2 separate regions of the Mus musculus genome follow, and region 2 is linked to region 1. The links are chromatin loops, found by intact Hi-C in ENCODE. Cell type or tissue: gastrocnemius. All regions are shown on one strand.

What was found. Peaks named below come from ENCODE experiments on the same cell type or tissue, not always from the same donor. Only the 100,000 strongest peaks of a DNase experiment are listed, where the experiment ranks them.
Region 2: a loop joins it to region 1, with 2.7 times the contacts of the local background. A loop is called at or near these places in 12 of 42 quality-filtered maps.

Annotation. Positions count from the first base shown.
Region 1 is chr2:13,286,511-13,294,510 of GRCm38, forward strand. Cubn (cubilin (intrinsic factor-cobalamin receptor)) reads right to left here. Exons shown (of 67, transcript NM_001081084.2): 60 at 7,688-7,896; 61 at 1,035-1,197; 62 at 471-676. All of the region lies in intron 2 of Gm13270 (a long non-coding RNA gene), which reads left to right. Among named protein-coding and RNA genes, the nearest start is that of Gm13270, 19 kb to the left of the region's middle. In gastrocnemius, a CTCF peak has its summit at 4,270 (motif pointing right); no DNase peak of the experiment used is centred here.
Region 2 is chr2:13,523,233-13,531,232 of GRCm38, forward strand. Trdmt1 (tRNA aspartic acid methyltransferase 1) reads right to left here. Exons shown (of 11, transcript NM_010067.4): 3 at 2,386-2,462; 4 at 194-265. Among named protein-coding and RNA genes, the nearest start is that of Trdmt1, 17 kb to the right of the region's middle. In gastrocnemius, no CTCF peak of the experiment used is centred here; DNase peaks (open chromatin) are centred at 4,487 and 4,715.

The sequences.
Region 1 (8,000 bases):
CTTTGCAGTGTGAGTTTGTGGAAGTCCCAAATAAAGTTGTTAAACCAATTAATTTCAAAGTTTTATCACATTCAGACAGTCTACATAAAGTTGGGGCTACTACATATATTCTATTCATGCTGGGAGACAGATGGTTGTTCTCCTATCAATATCTCTATGCTCATATGGCATGTGTCCATTGTGACACATTACATACCCATTAAATGCACAATAGTAAATGAAAGAGCTCCACAAAGTTTGACATTTTCAGGAATGTGCATTTTTAACAAGACCCCCAGATGATTCTTAGCTATAGGACTGTTTGAAAGCATCTTGCGACAGGACTACATTTAAATGGGTTAGTATGTCAGCAAGGGAGGTTTTGTCTCCTACTGAAAAAACAATTCTAGAAGTAACAGGACTTTATTTAGGCATGGCTTCATTACTTGCAGTGTCTGCAAATACGACGGCCACCATCCTGGCATCTTTACCTGTTCTGAATCCTGAAGTTCTAAGGAGCTCCTTGAGCAGTCTTGTGAGGGCAGCTGCAGTTTCCACACAGTTATCTGGACCTGCTGGTGTGGGGGAGCTTCAATGACCCAAGTACAGGTGGAAAATGGCCGTCTGATGTTTGACAACTGAGGTGATGATGTGTTTTGAGGCATCGAAGTTGCATTATATGTTCCCCCACAAGGCACTGAAGAGGGAGAAAGAAAATAATGTAGATGTTTTAATCATCTCTAATTATACATACTGTCTTTAACATCTTTCTCTGGCCTAGGAAACATGTTAATATTCTTTTAAGGATTTAGTAAATGTCGTGGTGACACAGGGCTGCAATCCTACCTTCATGCAAGCTTGAGGCTGAAGGATAAAATTCAAGGCCAGCCTGGCAACTTAGTGAGACGTTGTCAAAGAAAGGGAAACTGAGGGCAGGCAATCTAGCTCTTGTGTTTAATAATCCGCTAAAACTGTAATTAATTTACATGTAATATGCATGCATTCTTGTCTGTGCATAAGGACATATGTATTTCATAATCTGTCAGAATACTTACTGTCCACAAAGGTATATGTTGCATTAAATCCTCTCATTTGAATACTTATGTCAGAGACAAATTGAACTGTAAGAAAGTTGCCAGAAGAAATAAAAGGGGCAGGCCTACTGGAACCACAAAATCTTCCGCCTAAATATGAGTTTATGCTTGCACCATCTGCTATCTGGAAGAAAAAGTAGTTTATAGTAGTTAATTATTAATAAGGGAATTGCTATTTTGCACTAACTTACCTATGAGTTCACCATATATCTATGGTGATAGACAGACCATGGATTACGGATCTATATGTGGGTGTTCTTATAGGCAGTCTTAATTTATATTGATAATGCTATAATGACTTTCAGTGATGCCCATCATATATTTTTCTGTTAGGAAAAGTAATATATAATTGAAATAAACAACAACAACAACAAAAGCCCCCTGGCCTCAAAGTCATTAAACCCATTGCTATTCTCTCTGCTGCCTGAATTATCACCACGGTTTTTTTTTGTTGTTGTTGTTGTTTTGGTTTTTTTTTTTTTAAAGCTTCCTGGCTAGAACCAACCTTCCCACCTCTAACAGGTTGCTATTAAGATAAAGTCAGCAACAGAGGAATGGATACAGAAAATGTGGTACATCTACACAATGGAGTACTACTCAGCTATTAAAAAGAATGAATTTATGAAATTCCTAGCCAAATGGATGGACCTGGAGGGCATCATCCTGAGTGAGGTAACACATTCACAAAGAAACTCACACAATATGTATTCACTGATAAGTGGATATTAGCCCCAAACCTAGGATACCCAAGATATAAGATATAATTTGCTAAACACATGAAACTCAAGGAGAATGAAGACTGAAGTGTGGACACTATGCCCCTCCTTAGATTTGGGAACAAAACACCCATGGAAGGAGTTACAGAGACGGAGTTTGGAGCTGAGATGAAAGGATGGACCATGTAGAGACTGCCATAGCCAGGGATCCACCCCATAATCAGCATCCAAACGCTGACACCATTGCATACACTAGCAAGATTTTATTGAAAGGACGCAGATGTAGCTGTCTCTTGTGAGACTATGCCGGGGCCCAGCAAACACAGAAGTGGATGCTCACAGTCAGCTAATGGATGGATCATAGGGCTCCCAATGGAGGAGCTAGAGAAAGTAGCCAAGGAGCTAAAGGGATCTGCAACCCTATAGGTGGAACAACATTATGAGCTAACCAGTACCCCGGAGCTCTTGACTCTAGCTGCATATGTATCAGAAGATGGCCTAGTCGGCCATCACTGGAAAGAGAGGCCCATTGGACTTGCAAACTTTATATGCCCCAGTACAGGGGAATTCCAGGGCCAAAAAGGGGGAGTGGGTGGGCAGGGGAGTGGGGGTGGGTGGATATGGGGGACTTTTGGTATAGCATTGGAAATGTAAATGAGTTAAATACCTAATAAAAAATGGAAAAAAAAAAAAAAAGATAAAGTCAGACCAGGAGCTGCCTAACTGCTTCCTACCCTCTTAACACAAAGGCTACATCCATTACAACAGTGATCCAGACCTAATGGAATGGCTTTTCCTCCCACACAGACCTCAGGGGTCTGCTCTGCTTGATTGAGATTCTTGAACATCCCCAGCTCAGTCTAGCTTCCCAGCTATTGCATCTGCCTTCCTTTGCCCAGACCACCCTTGCTGGTATTCATGGAGTCTGTTGAGGTCTCTCTTCCTCTATCATCCACCAGCAATGCCTTCCCTAAAGTGAACACTGCCCACATCCCCTGACTCCTTTCCTCAGGACAAGTATTACTGTCAACATGTTACACATTTAACTTGCCAATTCTATTGCCTTTCCTTCTAAAATGAATACAACATTCCACAGAAGCACAGAATTTTATTCTGTTCCGCCATATCGCCCCAGACCTTAAGAGTGTGTAATGCATAAACCATGCTTACTCGCTTCTTGGTAAGTGCTTTGACCCTTCCCTATGACCCACATGCCTTGGTTTGTTTTATGTTGCTGTACCAGAGTACCATAGACCATGTCATTTATACACAAGTAAGTTAATTGTGATATTTCTGAGGATTGAGGAACATTCAGAATTCAAGGGGCAGACTTTGATGAGGGCCTTCTTGCCTTCTAACATATGAGCATCCTAAGAAGATCATCAGGAGCATGCCAGCTCGGCAATCTCTTCCTCTCCTGGGGTGATACTATTCACCCCATGATAGGAACCCCACTCTCATGACTTCATCTAACCCCAGTTATACCTCAAAGCCCCCCATACCTTTAGCATATGGATATAAGGTTTACATTTCTACCACAGGTACTTGAGTGATATGTACACACCACAGCATCACCCTTCCCTAAAATATTCTCCCTGAGTCTACTCTATCTCAATAAACAGCTCAAGTCTAAATTCCAGTCATACTCAACTCTCCCATTCCCATGATAAGCATCCCCACTTTGTTCCACTTTCGAAATATATTGTATCAATGCCATGTGACACAGTTTCTTCAGAACATGGCTCACAGATCAATTGCACAGAGCACTCACAGAGTTCTGCACCGTAGTGCCCAGGTGTTTGATGACCTAGAGTATGTGTCTATTCTTCCTACAAAACTATACCTTGTACCCAATGCAGAACTTGCAAGCCCTGGTCAATGCTGTTGCTTCTCTCCCTTCCCAGTGCTTGCTGCCTCTGACAGTCTCCTCCCTTGGAGACATAGTCTTTCTTGAAGGACTGATAATCCCTAGTCATAGACCTTTTACTCAAATGTCACCTCCCCTGAGAGTCTAATCCCACACAGTGGGGCCCTCCTCCAATACCATCTTGTTTTATTTTACTGTGATGAAACTCAATCAATGTAATGCTTATTTACTTTGATTGGGCGCCCCCTCTGCACAAGTGTGAGTTTCACAGGAAGAGAAACGGAGTTATGCTCAGAAGTGTCTCTAGCATCCAGAACTACTGATGGCTTTCACAGATTTTTACAAACACCCAAAGAAATAGTGAGGATTTGTATATCCCTCAAACACTTTACTAAAAAATAAATAAATAAATAAATAAATTAATATAGTATGTTTTCATTTTTATGTCTATGTTGTTAATTTTTATTGTACTTTAATAATGATTTTCTGTGTTTCTGTAGCCCTGAATATGAGTTCATAACAGAACCACATTAGATCAGAAATCTCAGAGTAGTGTGGCCACTGATGTTATAAAATGAACATGATAAATTTCAAAATTAAAAAATGAAACAAAACTGACCACTAGATGGTGCTGTCTCTTCTATATGAATTCACGAGGAGCACAGAAAAGTGAAGTTCTGTAGTCAAACACCCTCACTTTATAGAGAAGAGTTGCCAAGTTAAAGACAACATACTTTTTCTGCTAAGTGAGGTTTCATTACAACCACTGTGGTCTATACAAGCTTTCACTTGTATCATGTACCTGGCTTGTGTTGGGTAGTGTGTATATGGAGAGACATAAGAGCATTTATGTACCTTCAAGGTGCTCATAAAATAGTGAGAAGAAAGAGCTAAATATAAACGTATGTGCGCGCATGTGCGTGTGTGTGTGTGTGTGTGTGTCTGTGTGTGTGTTGCTGTTTACAGATATATCTACAAATATGCATGGAAAAATATAAAAAAGAAACCAAAGAAAAGAAAAGGTAATTCTGTCAAATAATATCAAGGAGATTCATACTATAAAAGAGAGAGAGAGTCGGGGAAGACCACCCAGTTCATGCCGAGGAGCCTGGGTCTTACTTTACAAGACCAACGTCAGTTAGAGACTGGTAGATGTGAGGGGCAGGACAAGGACAAGCTAGGGCTGGGTAGAAGGTGGCCCTGTGCTGGTACTATATTCATCCAACCACATTAAAGTAAGAGTTAGCGTAACTGATTGGAATATATAGTTACAAACTGCATGACTACTAGCCTCCTGTATGATCAAACCTGAAATTATTTCTCTGTTCTGTTCCTTGCCAACACCAAATCTCTTGCTGTGGGTAGACCCTGAACAACACTGGAGCAGGGACTGCATGTCTGTGGTGAGTTAGTGTCTGAACACTAACTCAGGCACACCTTGCCTTCTAGAAGCCTTGTTTCTTGGTGTCACTGTGACAAAATGCCTATAATAGTCAACTCAAGATATACTTTGTCTCTAGGACTCAGTCTTTGCACGACTAATCTCTATAGCAACACAGTTATAGAGCTTTGTTGTTCTAGGACTGTGTTAAGGTCATGACAGAAGGACACACAGGGGGTGGGGGTTATATACTTCACAGAAGCACTGATGCAGATAGAAAAGAGTGGTTGGGACTCAGGTATCTTTCAAACGGCAGTGTCCTCAGTAACCTACCTTCCTAACTGACTCCCATGCTACCAACCATGTCTTCTTAACGGCTGTGCTTTGGTGGGTCATGTAAGATTCAAAGTATCACAGTAATAATTATTTACTCTTTATGCATTTTTAAATGTTTGAGCTAATATCTATAATGAGGTAGACTGAAATTCACACTTATTTAATGAATAACTAAGTACATGAATGCTTAGTGGCAGTGCTATCTCCTAACCAATGCACCTAGGGTCTGCTGATGTTGTCCCTAAAGAGGCACACACCCTTCCCCAGTGCCTGATAATATGCAGAAGGGTTAAGCCCAGTGAGTTATTACAAGGGCTCCCAGAAAGCTCTAGGGAATGTTTTTATGCAAGTTTGATGTTCAGGAGTTTATAATTGGCCTTACAACAATAATTTGAAGCATTTAGTGTTTAGAAGTCACATTTCTGAATCCCATAGGATAGTAAGTACAGGGAATTTTCTCTTCAGATGGGACTGGAAACTTTAAAATATATCTGCCAAAACCAAGAGCACCAAGTTGAGGAAGAAACCTTGGGAAACTTCCACCAGTGTCATGTTTCCAGGTAGAGGAAGCAGGAGGACCACACTTTTGATGCCCTCAACCACCTTACTGTTGCTCAACACAAGGATGACTGAACTAACCAAGAGTTGGAGATTAGGTAGTACACAGCACTGTCCTTTCCCCTTATTTTTGGTCATGTCTTTCTTGTGGATATGCCTTGTTGATACTGTTCTCCATTTTATGGAGGCAACAATATGTGTGAGCTTTCATGATGCTGTTAAGTGCCATGGCATGCTCACATCTAAGAAGCCCGACATACTCTGTTCTGATCTCCTTTTCTACGTCAAGGGTATCTAACTTCTGTTTTCATGTTGTATAATGTATCTGTTTACAGGCCAGTCTCCCCCCCCCCCCAATCCCAATGAATTACATCTCCTTGGGGAACGTTCACTGCCACATCTCCCATATTATGTACCATGGCTACCAAACAACTCCATAGGACAGATGTGACGATGGTTTCAACAGTCATTGATCAGCCACAGTTCATTAATCTACAGCAGATGTCCCCCCTTGGTCCCCTAGTAAACACTCTCAAAGACAGCAGTGAAGGGAGTAGGCATAACTCAGCAATGGAACTGGTATAATCTGTCTTACACACTACTTATAGAGCTGTGTCATTAGCTTCTATAGAATGTCATTTTACCACAACATTTAACAATTTAAAAGGGGGGTAGTAAATACTGATATCACCTCAACATGATCTAGAATCACCAAGGGACCAACTTCTGGGCATGCCTGTGAGAAAGTGCCGAGATTGGGTTAACTGAATTTGAAAGAACCCACCCTAAATGTGGGCAGTACCAATTCATGATTTGGGACTCTAGACTGAATAAAAAGGAAAATATGAGCTGAGTGTCAGAACTGATCCCTCTGTGCTTTCTGGCTGTGGGACTACTTACTATCTGCCTTCAAATCTTACTACTTTTCAGGAACCCAGAGAAGCTGGTTTTAAATAACCTCTTAAGTAGTTCTGGCTACTTGGTCTCATTTTAGAGAAGGACTGAACTTGAATTAACACTTTTGTCCCACATTTTGTCACCTCTAGCCCCTCATGAACTCCCTCACAATGGCTGGCTTCTAGCCCCATGTCTTATTAAGATGGTTGTCACCCAATGGAATGGCTTTCTTCATCTCAGCTTTTCTTTGTCTGTGACCTACAGCTTAACACCACTGGCTACCCACACATCATTTGGAAAGGCATCTTCCCCTGACTTCCATGCACCACACTGTTCCTGGATGTCACAAGCTTTTCTCAGTCATCCATTTTCGTCCCTTCATCTTTGGTCCTCCCGGTGCATCCTGTCCTTGGCACCCTTCCTAGACGTCGATGGGAGTTTGGCCGTCTAGCTTCACACTGTCTTAAAAAAATGTTTCTTTGGAATTTTTAGGAAGCTTTGGATGCTATCTACGTAAATAAAAGGGACAGACCAATTACAGTGTATTTTTGCACTTCAGATACCATTTACATTAGGAATTGTGAAAGTCCTCTGACAACCTCACTCTGTCCGACTAATCTTCCCATGGATCGCTTCATAACAAGGCACTTAGCAAGACAGAACTGAATCTTGAAGCTAATGTTAGAAGTCACTTGAGATGTTTGAATGATGATATCAGAGATGAACTTGAACAGGAGGCTAGCAACTACAATATATATTGAAGCCACTGTAAGCAATAGTGTTCTCATTTTCAAGGCTTGTAGATAGTAAGCTAAAATCCCATTCGTTAGAGTAGACTGTTAAGGTGTAGCAGTCTTACCTGCACGTAATCAAAGGTGCATTTTCCTGGCGACGATGGTTCCTCCAGAGTAAATGCATTGAAGGTGAGCTTAACAAGTTTGTTTTCAGGGGCAATTATGTACCATATGCAGTTTAGACCTTTGTCATAAAGTCCATCTGAGTCATGATCAGGAGACACAAAGCTCTTGCTGTCCTCAGTCAGGTACCCACCACACCCTTGCTGTGGTCCTGTCAAACGAAAGATACATCATTGTGCAGAAGAACAAAACGACCTTCACATTACTGTGGAAGGATTTTAAAGAGGAGAGGTTCCATTTTCTCCCACAGACTTG
Region 2 (8,000 bases), 240 kb after region 1:
ACTGACAGTTCTGTCACTCACTATGGAGGCAAGCATGAAACTGCGAAACATTTCATGTTATTTTTATTAGTTGTGGTAAAAAAAAAAAAAAGGTGCATGTGATAACCACTAATGTCTACAAAATGACAAACACTACATTCTTCATACCCTCAACTGCAAACCTAAGGTAAGTGTACAAGAATCTACTGTTTACCTTGGGAGAATATCTAGAATATACAAGAAGCTAGTTGTCCTTGGATCGGTCATATCCCCCTGTAGGCCAATTCTAAAAAAGCAAAGAAATCACAAGAGTTTATAAAAAATTGTATGTAATGATATCAAAAAGACTTAGCCAGTTAAGAGAATTTAAATTAGTTGATCGTCACCATAAGAAAGAAAAGACAGGAAAGTAGCTGATTGGGTGGGCAGCAATCTGGAGCAGATGACAACGGTGATAAGCACCATGCAAGCACACTAAGCAATGGGAAATGCCCAGATAATCCTGTCGGGTGTAAACAGACCCTTGATCTCAGGGTTTTACTTTACAAGCAGGAATTGCAGCTAGGGCCAGCACATGTAAACAGGAGGCACTGGGCTAGCAAACAAGTCGTACAAAGGTTCACAGTGTGGTCAAGGTTCAAGTAGGAAGGAACCCTTAGATTGGGTCTGAACAACAGGAACAGAGGATCAGGTTTTTAAACTTAATGCTTAGTAGCTTCATGCTCCTAAGCTAGGTAACACTGCTGTCACTTTCCCCATATCTGACACCAAGGCGAAATCTACCAGTGAGTCTGAGGCTTATTAGCTGGGGAGTAAACTGGATTTAAACTGATTCCTCAGAAATCAGTTTTTATATTCTGTCCCTTTCCACTCAGAGTTCAGATAACAACTCCAGTCAGTTAGTGCCTGGCATCACATCAACAGCTGGAACTAGGCTTACAGTGAAGATGCTGAGCCCACTGAAACAGTATATATACTCGGGCTGCATTCTATTTTATACACACTAGGCCACACCCTCCCATATGCTCAAACCCACCCTCATATGGAATGCCATCTGTCATCGCTGATAAAACTCCTACTCTCTGTTCAGACACAGCTCTAATCATGCCTCTGGAAGAACTTCCCTTTCTGGGCATGATGCACGCCATTTTATCCTCTATGTTCTCATGGTACTCCCAGAGTTCTTACAGTACCAAATGTCACAATTTATATAATACTAATTTATGAGTCATCCCTTTCAACTGTAAACTCTGAACATTAGCAATGACAGCATCAAACACATTGCATGGCATACAAGCACAATAAACCCTCAAAAAGATAAGCTTCCTGAAGTTCAAAGATGTTAAAAAGTAACACAAGAATATTTTCTTGAATCAAAATATTTATCATATAACACTCCAGTTAGTCATATTAATACAAAGTATATAAATGATTAATAAATAATGGCTCTGACATTGTTTAACTGTACAGTCATGAGAAAGTTAACCTATCTATGCCTCAGTTTCTCACTTTCAAAATAATAATAACAATAAGACCCTATTACTATAGCCTCTTAAAATAATTTATACTATTAAATAGTGAAAATGATCTAGGTTTAATTTAAGACACAGTTCTTGTTAAAAATATTAAATTTGAAATGAGAAATTATAATGTGACTATGAAAAATCTGAATTATAATATTAATTTTGAGAAATACACAAATTGTAAATGTATGCTAAAATTTTTCACAAATTACTTACATATAAAATATTTCTTAAGGGAATTCTGTTTCACTGATCAGAATTAGCTATGAATTCAAGAGGTGAAAAATTTAAAGTGAGTAACATAATCTGAAAGAAAATAAATGTACCTTAGATATACCTATAACATAGCATTACGTATTTACTGTTGATCAAATTATTTTGCTATTCTGACTGTAACTGCGGATTCCTATGCTCGATGATGAATTATCAATATCTAAAATGAAGGGATATATTTACAGAGCATTTTAAAGCTTTGAAAGTGCAGAAGATGGCCTAGTCAACCATCAATGGGAGAAGAGGCCCTTGGTCTTGGGAAGATTCTATGCCCCAGTACAAGGGAATGCCAGGGCCAGGAAGCAGGAGTAGGTGGGTTGGGGAGCAGGGTGGGGGGAGGGGATAGGGAGCTTTGGGGATAGCATTTGAAATGTAAATGAAGAAAATATCTAATAAAAAAATTGTAAAAACAAAAAGTGCAGCTTAAGCTTTTAAAGTTCTTTGATTTTCCCTTCTCCTTTCTTTCCTCTTTTTATCTCCCTTTTGGTGAGGGTGAGATATGTGTCATAATTTAAACCCAGGGCCTCAACGCATGCTGGGCAAGAATTTACTTAGCTGTATTTTCAGCCCATATACTCTTCCCAAAGAGAAAAACACTTATTACACATACCTTGTGAATGGCTGGCATGGAGGGCTCATTAAAATCATATTGAAAGATAGCTTGTCAAAGTCTTCCAGTGAAATACCCTAAGAAAGAAACATTTGAAAGAAAAAACAGACAGAATGAAGAGAAGACTAGACAGAACTAAAGCCATCAGAGATCACAGTTTCCATACCACAGCACAGCTTTACAACGCAGCTTCAGTTACACTAGCCTCCGTCCAAAGCAACTTTGTGAAGAAGCTGTGCGGCTGTGCGGAGGCACAGTGACTTCGTCCACAGCACTAATTCCTCTGTGAAGACTCAGGTGTAATGCTGTCGTTTTTGGACTCGACCATGTAGAACTTATTTTGTAATCAACTATATTGGGAAAGGTCTGGGGATCTTTAAGTGCCCATCTATTAATATGCTTCTCTGTTCAGTGAGTGTGTAGTGATGAGTAGCTGCACTCTTGTCTAGTGCTCTCTGCTGATTTACTAGCAAATCAAAAGGCCTCATGTTCAGATACCAGCAAGTAGTTTATTGTTTTGTCCTTAGCACAAGGAACTTCAAATGATTATACACAGGAGTAATTAAAATAACACCTAACTTGTTCCTTTTACACATGCATATAAAACGCATATATGTGTACACAGATCAGAAGATAAACAATGAGAACACATGTCAGGGATTTGCCAATACTCCTTAAGCAGTCTTGGCCAGAAATGTAGAAAGAATAGACCAGCATAGCAACCTCTATAATTTTTATGACAAATCTCTAACAAGTTTGTGTAAATTGGTAAAGCAGGAAATTTCTGAAGAGTGAGTTGACCTGGGAATGAGTCAGCTGTCTCTGTTAAGTTAGTGACATACACAAGGGCAGAAAATAACATGGATCTTGAGGAAGTACTCATTTTTTCTAATTTTATTACAAGAGATTAAAATGTTCAGAAAAAGTCAGGCAGTGGTGGCACACGCCTTTAATCCCAGCACTCAGGAGGCAGAGGCAGGCAGATTTCTGAGTTCGAGAGCAGCCTGGTCTACAGAGTGAGTTTCAGCACAGCCAGGGCTACACAGAGAAACCCTGTCTTGAAAAACCAAAAAAAAAAAAAAAAAAAAAAAAAAAAAAAAAAAAAAGGGGGGTGGGGGCAGAGGGGGCTGTAGAGATGGCTCAACAGTTAACAGCACTGACTGCTCTTCCAGAGGTCCTGAATTCAATTCCCAGCAACCACATGGTGGCTCACAGTCATCTCTAATGGGATCCGATGCCCTCTTCTGGTGTGTGTCTGAAGACAGCTGCAATGTACTCATATAAATAATAAATAAATCTTTAAAAGGACAGATGGATCCTGCTGCAATGATAATGAAATGTGTTCAGAAAAAGACACCAAATTTTATGAATGCTTTCAGATGTAGTGTTCCTCTTTCCAAAACAGGTTCATTAAATAATAGCAATAAAATCTTTACTTGTAATACTAGTGCATTTCTGAAAGGAAGGCCACTTTAGTCACATTACAAGCATCCTTCAGATATGCTTCTGATCAATTTGCTCACGTTTTATTTATAGCTATGAAGCCTGTACTTACAAGACAATGGTTTTCCTATCTTGTAGCATAGAACTGACAAACAATGGAAACTTCCAGCTGGCTACTTCTATCCCATCCTTCCCTGTGAAAGTATTTTATACACTATATCTACAGCAATTTGATGTCCCCTGAGGACTATACCAGGTGGCATGCTAATCTCTTGTCTGAAGTCATTTATCAGTGTCAGCTGAGTCCCTTTCATCCTTTATCCACATTTTCCTTCATCATCTGTTCACTTTATAAGTACAATATGTTCCTTCATTCAGCAATTGTACCATTTACATGGCAGTCATTGTCGTATTCAACAATGAACAAGCTCAGTGAAGTGTCTGCTTGTGAAATCTATACACTAGTCACTAGTGATTTTCCTCTTGTTAGCTAGATAAATGAACTGAGTACTCTGATTTTATCTATAGCTTTTTGACTAAGGAGTTCCACCTATATGTGATGTTTCAGCTCAACCGCAGATGATAACAGACTTCTCTGGCAGGCTTTCTGGGAAAAGCTGCCTTTTTCAAGGCCACCCTGGTACACAGCCAGAATTGTATCAACGTGTCTGAAGGGAGCTGCAGTCAAGGTCTTGCTGCCTTGGACAATCATGCTCTTAGCACAGCTATCTTCCCGGTCTCAGAGTGTCCATTCATTCTAAATGAACCCATTTCTCCATCCAGAAATTTTGCCTATCAGAAGTCACCTGCTACTGCCTGCTAGAGCCGAGGGAAGAGACTGAAGGACAATCCTCCCCACAATATCTCAGTATATAGCACACTTCCAGTCCTGGGCCTCCCACTCACCCTGGCCTCACGCCACTGCTCCCTAAGCAGGGAAACAGCCTCCACCTGACTCAAGGTAAATCCGTTCAGGGTCTCCTTAGAACCTGGCTGATACTTTCTGACCTAACCTGTATACGTTAACTGAAAAGGTCAGACTCATAGAGGCAGAATGAACTGGTTGAAAACAGTAGTTGAAGAGTACCCAGCTTCAGGTAAGGCCCAGGAGTGAGTCCAGGCAATCTATTACACAGCATGGTGATGGACACTGTACCTGAAACTGCCCAGCAGGCTCACACAAAGTAGGAATGTAGGGGAGGAATATGCCAGTCTGCTCAGTTTAACCATTTTGCTGCATCATATGTGAATATATAAAAATCACATGCCATAAATAGATATAAAAGATACTCTTCCATGGTCCTTACAAACACACACATTAACAAACTGACCCTTGTTTAAGTGAGCTGGAGGTGCCTTCCCCGGCCATTTCCCTGTGTCCAATAATTTCATGGTTACCATTAGCTATTACAACTAGCAAGGAACATAATTAAAGTTTGAGTCCTCAGCCATCTCCTGGTGCACATCTGGGATCTCAACCGTCCCAAACACACAGAGTTCCTCACCGTTTCTCTTCAAGAGTAGAGCAGAAGAATACCGAATTGTTGGAACTAAAACAGTCAGTGGATACTATATCGAGAATTAGTTGATTTGGGTTGTATCTGGTTAGATGTGCTTTAAAATATTTACATTAAATTAAAATTTTAATAAAAATTTTAATAAAATACTCAGGGATGCCACTTGCTATTTTACAGAAATTTTGGAACCTAAACATACCTAAGTTTGGAGCTGGATTAATCCAGAATTATGTAGTTTGGGTATTCTTTCTGTGAACATATTCATACTGATACCTTCACGACGAGGAGGCTATACTGACTGGCCATGATGCTTCTGAAATGCAGTTATTATCACACTTGGCACTATAATCAAGGCCACAGTTTTGTAGCTAGAGAGAGGTCATTGGCCTTAGGTGAGAACCTAGTACTCTGCTTAACTGACTCTTGGTGCGTTGTTTACCCATAGTAGTGCGTCTCTCGAGCCTCATCAGAGAAGCTGCTTTTTGCAGTAGACAGAGATTAACAGAGACCCATAACCAGTCATGGGGCAGAGAATGAGACTGTGCTGTGCGGTGCTGTGCTGTGCTGTGCTGTGCTGTGCTCAGCCTTAAATTGGAAACCTGCATATATCTGTCTCCGTCTCCCTCCCTCCCCCAGGGGCCATGGATTCCTTTAGTGGAGGTGGCAGAAAGGTTGAGAGAGCCAGGCAATGGATGACTACAATGAAGCAATGTTTCTAGACACAACAGGGCAGCTGTGCATATGAACCATAGTTGCACATATAAACTCACAGCAGTGGTAACAGCATACACAGGACTTGCAAAGCTCAGGGCAGACAAAACCCTAGCATGGAGGGAGCTAGGCGCCAAGAGCCACTCCAAACTGAGTGGCTACTGGTAACTAGTAACTAATGGCTTGGAGTGGGTGGGTTAGTTTTCTTTAAGCATGTGGCTCCTGATAGATTTACCCTGATCCAGTGAGGGGCCACCTATCCAAGAGTACAAAGGAGGCACAAATTATACTTGATGAGGTGTTTCTTTAACTAGGACACACAGCTGGGCTACTGTGGAAGGAAGTCAATGCAGGAGGAATTAGGGGAGGGGTGAATATACTCACAGTATATGAGATTCTCAAAGGATAAAAGTATTTTTAAAAAATGACATGGCTCCTCCCTATAATGTGCATGGTGGGTGACATGTGCTCTCAGTGATAAGTGTTCTTCAGTTATAAGCACTGCCGGCCACTTCTACACACTGAATCACAGGGTCGGACATTTTATACAGGTTCCAAGTTTTTTCAACTAATAGTTTTAAATATTTTGTTTTTCTTTTTAATTCTGTACATGTATGTTTGTTGGGGGTAGGTGCTCATGGGTGCCGAGGCTGCAGAGTCCATAAGGTGTGTCAGGACATCTGGAGCTGGAGTTACACGCAATTGTGATCCTGAGAGCTGATGTCGCATCCTCTGGAAGGAGAGTGTGAAGGCTTAACTGCTGAGCAATCTCTCTGACACTCAGGGTTTGGTTTTTTTTTTTTGGGGGGGGGGGCTTGATGGGAGAAGGGAGCATACGTAACTGTGACGTGTTCATGTAATTAAATTATACTTAGGGGTAAAAGGAAACCAAGTCCTGAGTAACACTGCAGTGTGAGCAAACCTTGGGAAAAGTATGCTAAATGAAGATGGTAGAAAAAGCTCACATCTGATTGTTCATGTCAAGTTTCCAGAGCAGTCAAATCCATACAGACAAAAAGTAGGTCATGGTTGTTAAGCTAGAAGTGAATAGGAATGGGGAGTGGCTGTTAACAGTCTGCTATTACATTTTAGCATTGGAAATATTCTGGAATCAGAAAATGTTGATACACAGACAACTTTGTAAAAATACTAAAATCCACAAAATATATGTTTTAAAGGTAGGCTATATGGAACTTTAAGGTAGGTTATATAGTATATAAAGTATATCTCAATTTAAAATTTGCATCTTTCTATATTTGAGTACAAGTTCTAAGGACGAACCTTCATACAAAAACAAAACAAAACAAGACAACCCCAGAAATCCTTAAAAGCTATATTAAATACAAGTAAAAGTAATAGCTACTTTTCCTCCTCCTACTATAGTAGACTTCAGTTAGTGCAGACCACCATTGCTGGGAAGAGACTGAAAAATTAAAGTGCAACCGTATGACCGCCACAGCTTTCTGCTAAGTAATCATAATTAGACGGCAGTGAAGGGAGGGAACTCCCAAATAGGACCAAGGAAACTTCATAAGTGCAGAGGAAACAGTCGTTCCGGGAAGGAGATAAGGGGACTGGAGTGTGTCATGGGATGAAGGAGGCTACCTATCTGCACAGCTGTCCCACAGGGTCTCTGGGAATCAGTCTGTGCACACAGCAGTCAAAATATCAAAAGATGGAGCGATAAGCAAGTGCCAGGGAAAGCACAATTGCTGAGAAGATGCAATTTCACACTTTTCACAAGGTCAGGATCACTTGGTACCAAGCAGAGGGACCTATGTACGTATGGTGATAATCCAACAGGGAATTTATAGTGTCTGAATTCAGTATGTATTAAAAACTCTAACTATCAGGCCGGGCGTGGTGGCGCACTCCTTTAATCCCAGCACTCGGGAGGCAGAGGCAGGAGGATTTCTGATTTCGAGGCCAGCCTGGTCTACAAAG